Regions from separate parts of the Homo sapiens genome. Here region 2 is linked to region 1. Evidence: read pairs that join two places in POLR2A ChIA-PET (ENCODE). Cell type or tissue: MCF 10A. All regions are shown on one strand. Each heading gives the region's core, and the rest is flanking DNA. Links, peaks and the distances in the headings are about the cores only. Region 1 holds the start of ALG9 (ALG9 alpha-1,2-mannosyltransferase). Region 2 overlaps DIXDC1 (DIX domain containing 1).

Evidence for each region. Peaks named below come from ENCODE experiments on the same cell type or tissue, not always from the same donor. Only the 100,000 strongest peaks of a DNase experiment are listed, where the experiment ranks them.
Region 2: POLR2A ChIA-PET joins it to region 1 with 12 read pairs; 7 of 35 experiments call an interaction of 5 or more read pairs at or near these places.

Annotation. Positions count from the first base shown.
Region 1 is chr11:111,866,831-111,875,163 of GRCh38, forward strand. ALG9 (ALG9 alpha-1,2-mannosyltransferase) reads right to left here and starts at 4,751. Exons shown (of 15, transcript NM_024740.2): 1 at 4,522-4,751; 2 at 3,402-3,540; 3 at 1,772-1,906. The coding sequence starts at 4,652. FDXACB1 (ferredoxin-fold anticodon binding domain containing 1) reads right to left here. Exons shown (of 5, transcript NM_138378.3): 5 at 7,226-8,333. The coding sequence ends at 8,092. RefSeq lists a silencer at 4,387-4,696. In MCF 10A, for the core only: a CTCF peak has its summit at 4,204; DNase peaks (open chromatin) are centred at 4,121 and 4,741.
Region 2 is chr11:111,957,402-111,965,734 of GRCh38, forward strand. It overlaps DIXDC1 (DIX domain containing 1), which reads left to right. Exons shown (of 20, transcript NM_001037954.4): 2 at 7,148-7,277. Among named protein-coding and RNA genes, the nearest start is that of DIXDC1, 24 kb to the left of the region's middle. In MCF 10A, for the core only: no CTCF peak of the experiment used is centred there; a DNase peak (open chromatin) is centred at 3,690.

The DNA of each region.
Region 1 (8,333 bases), core at 80-8,079:
CGCCCGTAATCCCAGCACTTTGGAGGCCAAGGCAGGTGGATCACTTGAGGTCAGGAGTTTGAGACCAGACTGGCCAACATGGTGAAACCCTGTCTCTACTAAAAATACAAAAAAATTAGCCACACGTGGGGGCTCAAGCTTGTAATCCCAGCCACTCAGGAGGCTGAGGCAGGAGAATCACTTGAATCCGGGAAACGGAGGTTGCTGTGAGCCGAGATCACATCACTGCACTCCAGCCTGGGCGACAGAGTGAGACTTCGTCTCAAAAACAAACCAAACAAACAAACAAACAAAAAAATGGAAATGAGATACCGGATAGGGAAGGGAGGGACAGTATTTTGTCACTTTCTGCAGGTGCCACCTTTCTGATCATTCTAAAATGTAAATGCAATCATACCTCTCTTTTGTCTGAAAACCTTGCAGTGGCTTTACATAACAGACTTGGGGGGAAAAGAACAACAGTCTAATACCTTAATAGATCCTACCAGGTCTTGTAGAAATCTCAAACTGAATGAAAACAGTCCATCGATAGATTCCAACACCAAGATGACAGAGGTGTCAGAATTATCTAACAAAATTTAAAGCGGGCTTTGTAAAAATATTTCAGTGAATAACTAAGAATATGCTTGAAGCAAATGAAAAAGGAGAAGGTCTCAGTAAAAAAAATTAGAAGATATAAAGAAAAACTGAATGGAAATTTTAAAACTGAAAAAGTACATAGAACAAACTAAAAATGCAATGGACGGGGTCAGCATTGGAAGAGGGGACATAGGAAAGAATCAGTGAAGTGGAAGACAGAAGAAAAGAAATTACTCAATGTGAACAACAGTTCATTCAGTTTGAGATCTTCCTGATTCTCGGTATGACAGGTCATTTTCAGTTGAAAGCTGGACATTTTAGGTATTGCATTATGAGATTCTGGATTATTCATGGGCTCAGCATGCTTTCTTTGCACTGTTGTGCTCCTACGATCTTATTTAAGCTTTCTGTTTTAGCTGGCTTCTTTTGATACTACTTCCCACTAACCCAGCAGGGAAAGAGCGTTAGTGGGAAGTCTCTACCTTGTTACCGCCAAGTGGAGGTAGAACTCGAGGTTCCCTACCAGGCCTCCACTGACCATTGAGAGAAAATAAATTGAAAACAGAGTCTCAAAGACCTGGGGGACTAATAACAAAAGATCTGACATTCACATCATCAAAGTTCCAGAAGAAGAGGAAACCGGACAGGGCTGAAAAAGTATTCAAAAAAATAAAAACTAAAACCTTTCCAAATTTGGCAAAAGGAATAAGCCCAAAGATTCAAGAAGCTGAATAAACTCCAAACAGGACAAACCCAAAGAAATCCACACCAAGACGCATCATAGTCAAATTTCTGAAAACTAATCAGGTTAGGTCCCAGTTAACATCTAATTATTTCTCAGCACTCTACTTAAATTAGACCCTCCTAATATGCTATTCCACCGTACATTGTACTTTTCCTCCATAAGACCCACCATATTTAGAATGATTTGTTCAATGTTCATCTTCTCCACTAAACCACAAGTTTCATTAAGTCAGGGGCTTGGTTACTGTTATAGCCACAGCACTTAATACAGTGTCTACCAAATAAAAGTTGTTTCATTAATGCTTGTTGAATGGTGAATTGGATAAATGATTCTTCTTCAAAAAAAGTTCCCTTTTAACTTCCAATTCATTTTGTCCTTTTCTCAAAACTATACCAGAGACTCACCTCTTGATCAATTGTGATTGCTTCCAGGTTGGTCTGCCCTTACCTTATTAGTTTGTAGAATTCTTGCATGAAATGCAGCTGGCCAGGCATGAAGCAACAGGTAAGCATAGGAGCGAATGGCATATGCTGGGGAATATTCCCAAGTCTGAAACCCTTCCCCATAGATGAGGTAGTGTGTCTAAAAATACAAAACAGATAGATTCAGGGTTATACTGGCCAAAAATCTCTGTTAAGCAGATGCAAGTGAAGTTTCTGAGCAGAAATATTAAAAACAAAGGCAAGCCAGGCACGATGCCTCACACCTATAATCCCAGCACTTTGGGAGGGCAAGGCAAGCAGGCTGCTTGAGCCCAGTAGTTAAAGACAAGCCTGGGCAACATAGCAAAACCCCATCTCTACCAAAAAAAAAAAAAAGTAGCATGGTATGGTGGTGCATGCCTGCAGTCCCAGCTACTTGGAAGGCTAAGCCAGGAGAATCACTTGAGCCTGGGAATTAGAGGTTGCAGTGAACCTAGATCATGCCACTGCACTCCAGCCTGGGCGATCTGCAATTGATGGATAAAAAAGGAATCAAAATGATACAATATTTAAAATATTAAGACATTATAAATTTTACAAGATTGCTGTTTGGTCAACACTGAAAGCTTAAATTTTACCTTCTACTTATTTTTTCTCAATACTTGTTAGCCAAAACAGAAAACCTCTAAATTTTATATTCTCCTTAAACAACCTACACTTAACAGTCTTCCTTCATTTTTTTAATTCAAAATGTGATCAGAAAATTTTACCTTTGAATTTTCTATAATAAAAGTCAACAGGTAATGTGTAAATCAATAAATAGCAATAAAAGTATACTATTTAGTAACACTATTTTGGTAACCGTCAGAAGAAATAACTTAAAAAGTGAAAAAAAGTGGTTGCTTCTGGAAAGTAGGATTTGGACACGAGAAGTGGAATAGAAAGCTACTGTTTTTCCTTTAGGTATTTTAGTAGTTGTTAACTTTAAAAACTATCTCCAGGTATTATTTTCATTTAAAAAAAAAAAGAAAATTACAAATTACACCTTTGTGTAAACCAGCTAAATTCCCTACAGCCTTCAATAGCAGGTAAATCATCCGCTTAGAATACAAAAGTGAAAACATGTTACTGGCCAGGCCCAGTGGCTCACGCCTGTAATCCCAACACTTTGGAAGGCGAGGTGAGAGGATCGCTTGAGCCTAGGAGTTAAATACCAGCCTCGGTGACATAATGAGCCCCCATCTCTGTTTTTTGAGACAGAGTCTCGCTCTGTTGCCCAGGCTGGAGTGCAATGGTGTGATCTCGGCTCACTGTAAACTCTGCCTCCCATGATCAAGCATTTCTCCTGCCTCAGCCTCCCGAGTAGCTGGGACTACAGGCGCCCACCACCATGCCCGGCTAATTTTTGTATTTTTAGTAGAGTCGGGGTTTCACCATGTTGGTCAGGCTGGTCTCGAATTTCTGACCTCAGGCAATTCACCGGCCTCAGCCTCCCAAAGTGCTGGGATTATAGGCCTGTTTTTTTGTTTTTTTTTTTAAGAAAATACAGTTATTTTACTAGGAGTCACACTTGTATATTATTTGTCTCTCGATTGGTAATAACACCTATGCTGCAAAATCAAGAACAAAAAGAGAAAACTAAAGAAATCACCTACTGGCTCCCAGTAGTTGAATGTTTCATCACAGTCAGAGATGTTGCTCAGGAGAGCAGCACATAACCTTGCTGAAAGCAGACACTTGAAAGCAGTAGATCCTTCAGGTGCCCAGACTTGTCCTGCTTTGTTCCCAGATAACCTGTTCAAAAGCAAAAAAAAAAAAAAAAAAAAAAGCATGTCAGGAAGGACCTGCTAATCAGAAGACCTAAATCTAGATAGAAAGGACAAAAAGGGCAAGGGACATCAAAGCACTTAAGTTATTCACCTAAAAAGGTGAATAGCTAGTTGTTTTTTCTCAGTAAAATTAATAAAAATTCAGATTTTTAAGAAAAAATTTTTATGAGATAGGGTCTTGCTATGTTGCCCAGGCTGGACTTAAACTCCTAGGCTCAAGTAATCCTCCTGCCTCAGCCTTCTGAAGAATTGACTTTAATCACTCAATCACTCCTTCCACTTCCTGCTTTTAAGGCATAAATTAACTCATACACTTTAGCTCAATGCATTTATGTCACTCCATTTATCCCAAGCCAACTAATCACTCACTTGAAGGCCACAAAGCTGTCATTCTCCTTTTCTTTCTTTTCTTAACAAGGTCATTGCTTTTGATGGCTTTATTCATTCCCCCTTATGTTCAGATAGAAGCCTAGGTGCAAGGTACATAGCCTACTCCAATTCCATATGTTGACAGCTCCCTTAATGCAGTTCTAACCTGCAGCCTCCAGGGTTTGGGAAGAGGTGATGGCGGGTTGGATGGGCCCAGTAAAGGGTCGGGACTTGAGGGAGAATAAAAGGAGCTGTGAGGAACAGCCGTAAAAGGTATACTCTTTGATCCTGTCTACATCTCCCACAGAGGCTGTGCCCACTCTAGGCCTGGCCCAGGAGCATCACAGATCCGCACTCCAAGGCAGTTTTACAGCGCAGTGGAGGGATCTAAGGTGGGCGAAGACTGAATGCTGACCCGCCCAGGAAGACCAATAGGACCTAGCTGAAGAGGGAGCTCGGGCCTCCCGCGGTGAGGCCAGGCCGGACTGAGCCCCGCGCGCCACAGCTAAGACCCTCCCGGGGGCAGCCCCGAACCGCCCCGCCGGCCGGCCACGCCCCTGCCGCGCCGCACACGTACTCGGTCCGGTGCTCCGCGCCGCCCGCCTCTCGGCTGCCCAGCAGCTCCCGCAGCTTGTCCGCAGCCGGGGCCGTATCCCCACTGCTGGCCCCGCTGCCCTTCAGGCGCTGCCGAGCCCCTCGACTAGCCATGGCAAGCCTGGGGAAAAAAGAATTCGGCACCCTATGAAGTCGGTGAGCGCGCAGACATAGCTTTGGCTGGCAAACGGTGTCCGCCGAGGGACAAAAGACCTTGACATGCGCAGAAAATACTAAATTATAGCGTTACTGGGCCAATTGGGGCAGATCCCCGAGTAGCGAAGAAATAGAACCTGAGGAGTTTCTTCATCAGGGCTGTCCCATCCACCTGCTTCTAACTCTAGCCATTCCTACCTCCCTCCAACCCTCTTTTCCGTCACTTTTCAGCATTCTCCATTCTCAAAAAAAAAAAAAACCACCTCTCAGCTCCCCTATTTAAATGAAAAAACAAATAGAAAGTGATTAAAGAAATCTACATAGTGAGATGTGAAGTATTCAGTTAAATATCACAGCACAGCTATCTACTAAAAGGTCCTTAAAATGTCATTTTTAACACCTTGCCTTCTCTGTATTTTGGTAAGAGTGACAGAGGCAGCCTGTAGCTAAAAACTGCTTCAGAGAGACAAACCGGTAATGGCAGAGTGTAGACTGATGAAATTCTGTGCGGCAAATTGAACCAGATGTCCATCACTGTCATCGCTACTACGGCATTGTGGTAGGCATTTTACATATTTTATCCTTTTTAAACTTAATACAACAACCTTGTTTTATTTACCAGGAAACTAAATAAACTTGGAGCTAGTAAATGGTGGAGCTATGTTCCAGCCCAGGACTATCTTACCGGAAAGCCCATGCTCTCTCTTCCCACCAGATCTGGTGAAAGGTCTTCATTTCCTACAATCATTTTTATACTGGCACATTGATGATATCATACCTGTGACCCCCATATCTTGGGGGTCATTCATCTAATCCTGACACTCTATCCACTCCTCTAATCACAGAGCTATATCCTACCCTGTCGAGCTCCATGCCAGTAACTGGGACAAGTTTATAGAGGGAATGCTAATCTCTTGACAAGGTCTCAGAAGGTTGTGATTTCCTACTAAAAATTCCCAAGTATTGAAAATGGAGATTGATCATATTGCTCAATTCTCACATGCAGTCATTAGTTACCAAGTTCAAATATCCAGCTTAACTCTTTTTTTCTTTTCTTTTTCTTCTTTTTTTTTTTTTTTTTTTGAGACAAGAGTCTTCCTTGCTCACCCAGGCTAGAGTGCAGTGGCACAATCTCAGCTTACTGCAACCTCTGCCCCCTAGGTTCAAGAGATTGTCTTGCCTCAGCCTCCCTAGTAGCAGGGACTATTGCCACCACACTGGCTAATTTTTGTATTTTTAGTAGAGATTAGGTTTCGTCATGTTGGCCAGGCTGGTCTGGAACTCCTGGCCTCAAGTGATCCACTTACCTCAGCCTCCCAGAATGCTGGGATTATAGGCGTGAGCCACTACACCCAGCCTAACTGTATCTCATATACCCATCTCCTCCTTTTCATTTAAGTCTAATGCAGGTCCCTCCCTGTCTACGTAGGACTAACACAATAGCATCTCCACAGGGATCACTCATCTCAAATTCATCCTGTGCAACATTAACCAGTTAATTTTCCAAAGCACTACTCTGGGGCACTTCCTTAATAAAAAACCACCGGATGTTTTCCTATTGCCTACCAAATAAAGTACAAACTCCTTATTCTAGCATTTGGTATTCATGAACTCCAGCCCCAACTTACCGTTCCAATCTTATCTCCCACTACTTTCCTATGCACACTTTACATCCCAGCTAACTAGCCTAGAAAGTGCCCCCAAATGCTCCCTTATCTATATCTCTGTTTATGGATGTCCTCTGCCCAAAATGCACACCCTACTTGCCTAACAATTCTCCCTTCACATTCCTGCCCTTGTTTTAAGATCCAGCTTTCAAACGCTACCTTATACATGTACCAAGCACTACTGAGGATAGAAGAAAGGGATAAATCACATTACCTGCCATCAGTTAGCAAAATAGTCAATGTGGAGAGCTCAGCAATAGATGTGTCTGTAAGAGATCCCTTGATTCTTTATCCCACTCCCCAAACTTACTCGTATGGCAGTGTTTCCATCCAAGTTAATGACACTTCCAATCTTCTAGGTATTCAGGTCAAAAACCTAGTAGTCTTGCTTAATTCCTTTATTTCTCTAACCCCACACCTCTCTCACCCACACACAAATGTTTAATTCATCAGCAAGTCCTTCCAAATATTATCCAACCCAACATTTTACCACCTTGGTCCAGGTCATTATCTCATTTGCATTACTGCAATAACCTCCTAATTTGTCTCTGTACTTCCATTCTTGCCTTCCCAAGTGCTTTTCTCTAAGAATAAATAAGACAGTCATGTCTCTCACAGAATATAATCCCAAATGTGGAGCCTAACTATTAACAGGAGCATACATTACTTCACATTAGAGTACCGCATTCTGCAGAATCCTAAGCTAATTTTCCAGTGTCCCTTAGAGATACTTACAACAGAAGGCCCCAAAATCCAGAGAGGCAAAGTTTAATCACAGTTGAACGATTACTGTTAAAGACTAGGGAAGAAGTAACAGAAAGTAGCAGAAAGAACATGGGCTTTAGAGTCAAACAGACCCAAATGTTAACCCTAAATCTGACACTTTATTCGTTCCATGACTTTCAACCACAGAATTAAAATGGTGATGATTATAATAATAATACCAAAATTAATGTGGAATATTTGCAATTTCCCAAGCTAATAAATGTTAGTCTGATGCCAAAAACTACTCTCATAAGGTGATTTAATGAAATGATACAACAAAGTTAAGGGAAGAGTAATTGACAGTGTGGAAAACATATTTATATTTGATGAGACACTTAAGTTCTACTGCCTGTTCAACAATAGAGCATCTAAAGTACAAGATGCTGTTTTGTTTATTGTTTTAGTCACTTCTCGGGACCAAAATATTACACAACTCCAAATGTCACCAATCACATTATAATCTATAAGTTTCAGTAATAGAGTCAAGGTATCTTTAAGATCAACTAACAGTAGGCCGGGCGCGGTGGCTCACATCTATAATCCCAGCACTTTGGGAGGCCGACGCAGGCAGATCACGAGGCCGGGAGATTGAGACCATCCTGGCTAACACGGTGAAACCTCGTCTCTACTAAAAATACAAAAAAAAAAATTAGCCAGGCGTGGTGGCAGGTGCCTGTAGTCCCAGCTACTCGGGAGGCTGAGGCAGGAGAATGGCATGAACCTGGGAGGTGGAGCTTATAGTGAGCTGATATCATGCCACTGCCACTGCACTCCCGCCTGGGCGGCAGAGCAAGACTCCGTCTCAAAAAAAAAAAAAAAAAAAGATCAACGAACAGTAGCTATGGTCACAAAGTAAAAGATTTTACAAAAACAAAAATCCAGAAAGGACTACTGGTTGCAAGTTGGTAATTTTCCTCCACATCCCCCGCAATGAAGGATCACACTGCAGAAAAGGATTTACCAAACTACCGAGGTATAACATATAGGTGTTGTTGAATCTCCTTCCTAAACTGGGACTGCATTGATGCTACTTGCTGCTGGGTGAGGGCCTTGTCACAGGTCTGGTAGGTCAATCTATAGCAGAGACTGACCTGTTGAGTCTTTGGATGCTGGAAACGGCTAAGAAACTGTATGGATATAATAGTGTCCTGAGACACTGCTCGGGCCACAGTGTGAAACTCTAGTTCATCAAATCCTTTCTTCTGAT
Region 2 (8,333 bases), core at 327-8,326, 91 kb after region 1:
CAAATACTAATTCATTACAAAGGGAAAAAGAGCAACTTTACAGTAGAGAAATGTGGCAGATACTACCTTAACCAAGTGACTGAAGTTAACTTCAATAACGAGATGTATTGGCATCATGTGCCTTTTGGTATGGTTCGCTGAGAAGAGCACAATGTGACTTCTGTGGTTTTCTTGCCAAAATTCCATAACCTGAATTTGATTATGAGAAAACTTCAGATAAACCCAAATTGTGGGACATTGTACAACATAACTGGCCAGCACTCTTCAAAATTGTCAAGGTCATGAAAGACAAAGACTGAGCAGCTGTTCCAGATTGGAGGAGATGGAAGAGACGTGGCAGCCTAGTGCACTGTGAGATCTTGGAAGGGATCCTGGACCAGATAAAGGACATTAGTGGGACAGTTGGTGAAATTTGAACCAAGTCTAGATTAGGTAATGGTATTTTGTCACTGTTAGTGATGGCAGCGGCAGTCCATCTGGAGCAGCTGTTGCCATGATGCCGGCTGCAGTGGGGCAGGTGTGGCCGGGGCGGCACGCTCCACAGAGCTGGTGGGAGCCAGGGACAGGCAGAAGCCTGCCCCCTCTGAGTTGGCAGGGTGGGAGCTTTATGCTCTCTGGGTGCAGCTGCAGCTGTCCAGCTGTAGCTGCAGACCTGGGCATCCCTGTGCTCTTGGGGGCCAGGAGCAGGCAGGAGCCCCACCCTCCTGGGCGCAGCTGCAGTCACCAGAGCCCTAGCTGTGGACCCAGGCATCCCTGTGCTCTTGTGGGCCAGAAGCAGGTAGGAGTCCCGGCCTCCCGGGCACAGCTGCAGCCACCCAAACCATGGCTGTGGACCAGGCATCCCTGTGCTCTTGGGGGCCAGGAGCAGGCAGGAGCCCCAACCCCTCAGGTATAGCTGCAGCTGCAGCTGCCCAAGCCACAGCTGTGGACCCAGGCATCGCTGCACTCTCAGGGGCTAGGCTTGGAAATGCTTGCTCCTGCTGCCTGGCCTCTCCCGACTCCCTGCACCTGCTCCGATCTTGGAGCAAAGTTGAGGCCAAGCCCGGGCACTGCCACAACCTGGCTGGGTGTGCACAGGGTTGGGGCAGCACTGATATGCCAGCCCCCTGCTGCCTTAGCTCCCTCTGGACTTTGGGTGCCGAAAAGCACCAGAGGGAGGCTGAGGGGATGGTGTGGGCAGCTCAGCGCTGGTCTACACGTGCCCCTTGGCACGTGGCAGGAGGCAGACAGGCTCCTGTGTGGAAAGGGGCGGGTTCCCGGTGAAGCCCCACCTTCAAACCAGGGAGGCCTGAAGCCTGGGGGGTCAGGCTGCCAGCCCCGCAGACCGGAGTGGGAATTTATGGTGTTTTTTCCAGGCCTACCCATGGCCACCCATGAACCAATCAGTACACACTTCCTCCCCTTTGAAGCCCATCAAAACCCCAGACTCAACCAGACTTGGAAAATGATGGGACGACCTGCCTGCGGAGAGGAGCTACCCACTCCAGGGTCTCCTCCCTGCTGAATGGTGAGCAGATGATGGGAAAACCAGCCAAGGAGAAGAGCTACCCACTCCAGGGTCTTCACTCTGCTGAGAGCTGAACACTCATCGGGACACCCTGGCTGTGGAGATGAGCTACCCACTGCACGTCTCCTCTGAGCTGTTCTATCGCTCAATAAAGCTCCTCTTCACCTTACCCTCCACTTACCCACATACCTCATTCTTCCTGGATGCAGGGCAGGAACTTGGGACCTGCCAAATGGTGGGGCTGAAAGAGCTGTAACACCAACAGGTCTGAAACATGCCCCTTGCTCACCATGTTGCAGGCAACAAGAAGGAGAGAACAGAGGAGAGAAGAGCTGCAGAGAGAAGAGCTCCCTTTGGGGAGCCCAGACCTAGGAGCTCCCCAAGCCAGGGCTGTGACACCCTCTTTTGGGCTCTGTGGTTCTTGGAGTCTCCAAGCTTCCAGGCGCCACCACATTCCCTGGTGCCAGCTGTGGAAGCTGCTTGCAGTATGCCTGGTCCAGCTGCAGCATCGCAGGGAGCCAGCACCTGTGCCAGTCCCTGGAGCTGCCCACCCCACCACAGTCAGTGTTTCTGGCTGTGCACAGTGGCTGGACCCCATGTTCACTTGATCACACACCCCTTGCCACTCCACTTGCCCTTAGCAGGCACGGGATCCAAGCCGGCAGTGCGAGCTTGCCAGACTGAGTGGGCCCAGTGGGCCCAAGCAAAACTCAGGCAAAGGCACCACTGGCCAGGTTTCCAGCTAGCAAAGTGACACTCAAGGATCCCATAACATTAGCTTCCTGTTTTGATCATTGTACTGTGCTTATGTAAGATGTAAAAATTTGGGCTACCTGGGTAATGGTGAACTCTACCATTTTTGCTGCCTTTTTGCTAAGTCTAAGATTGTTTCAGAATGAAAAATAATACTTAGTGGTTTTGAATGACCTCTTAGTGCAAGTCAGCAGTGTGATCTATTGGCCAAAGAAGGAAGGAAAGAGGAGAAAGAGAAATACAGCATTTTGTTTTTGTTTGTTTTTGAGATGGAGTCTCATTCTGTCGCCCAGGCTGGAGTGCACTGGCGCAATCTCGACTCACTGCAACCTCCACCTCCCAGGCTCAAGTGATTCTCCTGCCTCAGCCTCCCAAGTATCTGGGATTACAAGTGTACACCACCACACCCGGCTAATTTTTGTATTTTTAGTAGAGACAGGGTTTCACCATGTTGGCCAGGCTGGTATTGAACTCCTGACCTCAAGTGATCCGCCCACCTTGGCCTCCCAAAGTACTGGGATTACAGGCATGAGCCACTGTGCCCGGCGAAATACAGCATTTTGAATAAAGAAGCTGTATGTCTTCATTACGTCTAGGGAGCATCAGGTTCTAGGTGTCATGGATTCAGATTTAGAAAAGCAGTAACAATTTTGGCCGGGCGCAGTGGCTCACGCCTGTAATCCCAGCACTTTGGGAGGCCGAGGTGGGTGGTTCACAAAGTCAGGAGTTCGAGACCAGCCTGGCTAACATGGTGAAACCCCATCTCTACTAAAAATACAGAAATTAGGTGGGCATGGTGGCTGGCGCCTGTAATCCCAGCTTCTCGGGAGGCTGAGGCAGGAGAATTGCTTGAACCCGGGAGGCGGAGGTTGCAGTGAGCCGAGATCATGCCACTGCACTCCAGCCTGGGAGACAAGAGTGAAACTCTGTCTTAAAAAAAAAAAAAAAGAAAAGAAAAAGAAAAACAGTAATACTTTTAACTATTTTATGTAAGGAATAGTTAACCTTGGCTCACATCTCTGCATGTTACTAGGAGCACTTGAGGAATACTGATATACCTTGGTCCCACTCTCAGAAATTCTGACTGCTCTATGGTGGGCCTAGACATTAGTATTTTTTGAAAAGCTTTCCAGGTGATTCTGGTTGTTAACCAAGGGGGCTGGGAACCCCTTGGTTAAGGGAACTGGACTGTTTCGCTGGGAAAAGACTCAAATCAGCTTTACAAGAATCATATGGGAAAGCTTGGGAAGATAAATCTTTCTGAGTTCCTACCCTCTGGAGACAACTGGTAGATTTAGGATGACGTCTGCTTATGAAAAACTTCCCTTGTGACCTTGACGTGCAGCCAGGTATGGCAACAGCGGGCTGGGTCAGTGCTTCTCATGCTTTCATGTGCATATGAATCACCAGGAGAGCTTGTTAAGATATAGGCTCTGATTCAGTAGGCTGGGGAGGAGCCCAGGAGTTTGCAGGAGGCTCCCAGGTGTTGCCGATGCTACTGATCTGGGAAGCACACTTTAGTAGACAGCCGCTTAGTATAGTTTATTACACAAGAGATTCATGGATTGGATGTGGTGGAGGGAGTGGTTTGACTCAGGTACATCCTGAAAGTTTTAGGGAAGTCATTTAAGCCTCAGCAGTGCATTTATTTAGGCAGCAGTGTGGTAGAGTGGAAAGAGCATTGGCTTGGGAGTCATATCTGGATTCCATATTCATGATTTACTGTTTGGGTAACCATGAACAAGTTATTTCACCGTTTTGTGTCTCTGTTTTCAATGAGGAAAATAAATACAAAAACATCTCCCTGCCAGATTAGCATTAGATAAAATGTGTTTAAAGAACCTAGCATAGCTCTTGATACAAAGTAGGTGTTCTGAAAAGTGACTATTACTGTTTATGCTGTGGAATCCTCTTTTGTTGGAAGACCAGACTGTGAGTAATGTGCATGAAAAGTACTCAACAGTACTAATCAGTTTTGCATCAGAGACAACTTCTACGGGCAAGAAAAAGCTAAGGTTACTTAAGTAGAAATTATCTTGACCTCAAGAAAAATACTTGTTCTTGTTTGTCCCCCCGCAATTAACTTTTGCAGTCATCTTAGTTATTGGCCTGATAAAATGTGACAAATGATTAACTGATTCAAACAAATATTTGTTGAGCACCTGCTACTCTAAGAGTCAAATAATTCTGAACTATTGTGACTCTCCACATAAAGCATATTTCAGGCCTTAGCTCCTTTGAGCTCACTGTCCTCTTTGCTTCTTTTCCTCCTTCAGGAGACCCTCTGAAGCTTGGGGTTCAGGTTGGGCTAATACTCTGTTAGCACCCTATGTACCCCGTCATAGCTTTGTTTCTACCAGCCTGCAAGCTGGGGCTTGTTGTAGCCTCATAACTGGGTACAGTGCCTCAAATTATTGTTGAACTGATTGTGTGACATAGGAAGCCCTCAGGGAGATCAGAGTCTGTGGTATCTGAGAGGTCAGGGAAAGCTTTCTGAAAAAAGTGATACTTGAGCTGAGACTTAAGAAGAGGCAGGTTGGCCGGGTGCGGTGGCTCATATCTGTAATCCCAGCACTTTGGGAGGCCTAGGTGGGTGGATCACCTGAGGTCAGGAGTTCAAGACCAGCCTGACCAATATGGTGAAACCCCATCTCTATTACAAATACAAAAATTAGCCCGGCGTGGTGGCAGGCACCCGTAGTCCCAGCTACTTGGGAGGCTGAGACGAGAGAATTGCTTGAACCTGGAAGGCGGAGGTTGCAATGAGCTGAGATCATGCCACTGCACTCCAGCCTGGGCGACAGAGCAAGACTCCATCTCCAAGAAAAAAAAAGAGGCAGGAGTTAGAAGGAGGTGGAGCGGCTGGAAAGCATGGTGCATTTGGGGAACTGTACATAATTCAGATGAGCTGAAGCATGGTGGGTATTTGGGGAATGGGGGTGAAGCTGGAGAACAGGTGAAGGCTAGCACGTGACGAGCTTAAATGGCAATTGGATTTTATCTTTGAGGATAATTGGAGACAAGTAACAGATTTTAAGCAGGAATGTGTGGAGGGTGGGTTGAGGATGATAATAGATACAGGGAAATTGGTTAGGAGTTTTATATAAAAGCCAGGTAATCAGATCCCACCAGTCACCTTAGTGTTCTTTCTGGGCTTAACTGCTTTCCCTCAGACCAGAGTGGTTCACTCTAGAGGTGCCCTTTGCCTGGTCTGCTTCTGACTGCACAATGGGAGCAGACCTTGGAGCATCACAGATCTCATCTGGTCCCTGGTGATGGGTGTCTGGCCCACGTGAGGCAGAAGGTGCAGCCATTTCTGTTCTGTGGAGTAAGTTGGATAGCAAGAGACCCTTGGTAAATGCATGGACAACATTACTGGGTTTTAATACCATGTCTGCTATGTCCTAGCTATGGGGACATTAGAGAAGTTACATAACCTCTCTGAACCTCATCCATAAAATGGAGATAATGCTAACTCTAGTGTTTTTCTGAGAATTGAATTGGATGACGATGACAAAAATAATGTCATTTAGTACATTTAGTAAGCGTCAATTTTATGTCAGGCCCTGGCCCAGGTACCTTCACTAATTAAAACATGGGTCAAACACCAAAAATTGGTTTAGTTCATGATAGGTGCTCAATAAATATTAGATTCCTCCTCCCACCTCCTCCTGATCGTTGCACTTCCTACAGTTTGTCAGTGGCTGATGGATTGTTGTCTTAGCACTGTCTTCCAAACGATGTTATTTATTCTCACAAATTGACAAAGAGAGAAAATAATGACGATTTAATTTATGTTCAGGAAGCAGCCAGTGAGTAATTTCCAACATTGTTTCATTAAGGAAGTACTTGGGGCTTAGGAATCAACTGTATTTTAACCAAATTATAAATTAATACAATTAGCCCTTGAACTTAAATTTTAGGCTCAGGGTCCTGGGCTGCAAAGAAACCAGTCAGAGCTGCTACTTGGAGAGTGACATTGTTTGTGTGATATTTTGATATTAGTGCCCATCTTTTGACCAAATAATCAGCATAAACATCTGAATACCAGTTCTGTTTAATGGACAAAATGTAATATGTAAGGTTTCCAAGGGTTGGAATGAGTTGTATGTCCCTACGTAGATGCCTGACCAGTTTCTGATAATACTGGGCCCTAGCTTTGTCTAAAAGTAAATGAAAATGCCTCTTAGTCTTCAGTAACATTGCTCACTATAGCCTTTCTTTTTCCTTCTTTGTGTAGATTTTCGGTAACCAGATCCTCTTTGACAATATAAAGCATGGATTAAAACTAACTCTGTAGCAATCCTAGGATTATTGGCTCAGGAGAATAAATCTTGGGTTGACTGTGAGATGATTTCACTTAAGTCTCATTTTGAAGAAAGCAGCTATGGGAGAGGCAGCTCTGAGCATGGTTTATTGTTTATTCCTGGTTGCCCAAGAGCAATTCGTATGAGTATCAGAGTCTGTTATGCATATGGCACGAGTAATTGTTTCTGAGAAGTGCGGTGGGTTGCTGGCAGTCGTGAATAGACCTGAAAACTGGCTGTGGTTCTGGGCCAAGCCCTCATCCCTGGTCAACAGAGAAAAACTTGAGGAAAGCAAGAGTCATAGTCATTGAAAGACTCATCTGCTTATGTGTGTCTACAGTGCCACCCAAGTCCGAGGTTAGCTTATCACTGGAGATTAGCATAAAACTAGAGAATTTGTGAACATGCTGTGTGTCTGACCATGATATAATCTTTCTTCTCTCTTTCCTCAAAAATTTCTCCTGCTTCTGGATATGGGTTGTTTATTATACCCCAGTCACAAACGCTTCCTCAGAGGGTATGAGGTAAGGGTTGAGATTAATATGCTCTCTTTCCCTTACTTATATCTTTTATTTTCCAGCAACAGCTGCAGGCCTATGTGGCCTGGGTGAATGCACAGCTGAAGAAGAGGCCAGCAGTGAAGCCTGTGCAGGACCTGCGACAAGATCTCCGGGATGGGGTGATCCTGGCATATCTCATCGAGATTGTTGGTCAGTTGGCCCTGGACTCTGATACTAGAGTACATAGATCAGAATCTGGCCTTCTTTATCCTTCTTATGCCCTTTAGAGCAGGTTATTTTTTCTTTAGAATATATGGCAGTAGAGGTAGAGAAGACTTAAAATACTTGCCCAAGGTTAATTCATTTATTTATTCGTCAATAAACATTGTGTCCCGGGCACTGTATTATGCTTTGGGAATATGAGGATGAGAATAGTCCATGCTCTCAAGAGTCTACCAAACTAGTTGGAAAGGCTGGAAAGTGAAGTCAATTCCATTAATGTACTTAGTACTCCAGTGGGGTAAGCACAGATGGGAGCACATAGGAGGGACACCCAGCCCAGTCTTAGGGGCTCAGGGATTGGCTTACCAGAACTGATATCTCAACTGAGGCCTACCAGAAGAATTGGTATCTAAACCAAGGCCAGAGAAGGAAGTAGTAGTCAGGCAAAAAGAGGGATGTTACTGGCAAAAGGACCCTTCTACCATAATACTTCATAAAATTTTTTTCCTCTTGAACCCTGGGGTTGTTGACAGTCATTCTTACTAGATGGTACCATAACCTTATTTCCATAGCATTTGTCCATATTTCTATTATTATTTCTCTCATCGAATGATAATTATGTGGTAATCATTTGATTACCTATCCTGTGTGATCTGAGCTGTTTAAGAGCAGGCATAGTATAATGTTTTTCTGTTTATGCAAGCTCTAGCCAAATGCACATAATAGGTTCTCAAACATTTATTGTTACATTAGTTAGCTGATTTTGCTTTGAGTTCTTGAGGGATATAGGACCTGCAAGTGGTACGGAAGAAGCCAGGTTTGCAACAAGCAGCCCATCCGTGAATACCTCATAGGGACAGTTTATGAATTCATCAGAGTATTCATCTGTAATGATGGTAATAATGGCAACGGTAATAGCAACTGCTAGGATTGAACACTTTCTATCTTGTTTAATTTCATTTAATCATCATATCTTTGGGAAACATAATATTATCCCCACTTTTAGGAAACAAGCTTAAAAGAGAAGATTTATAAAAATAAATA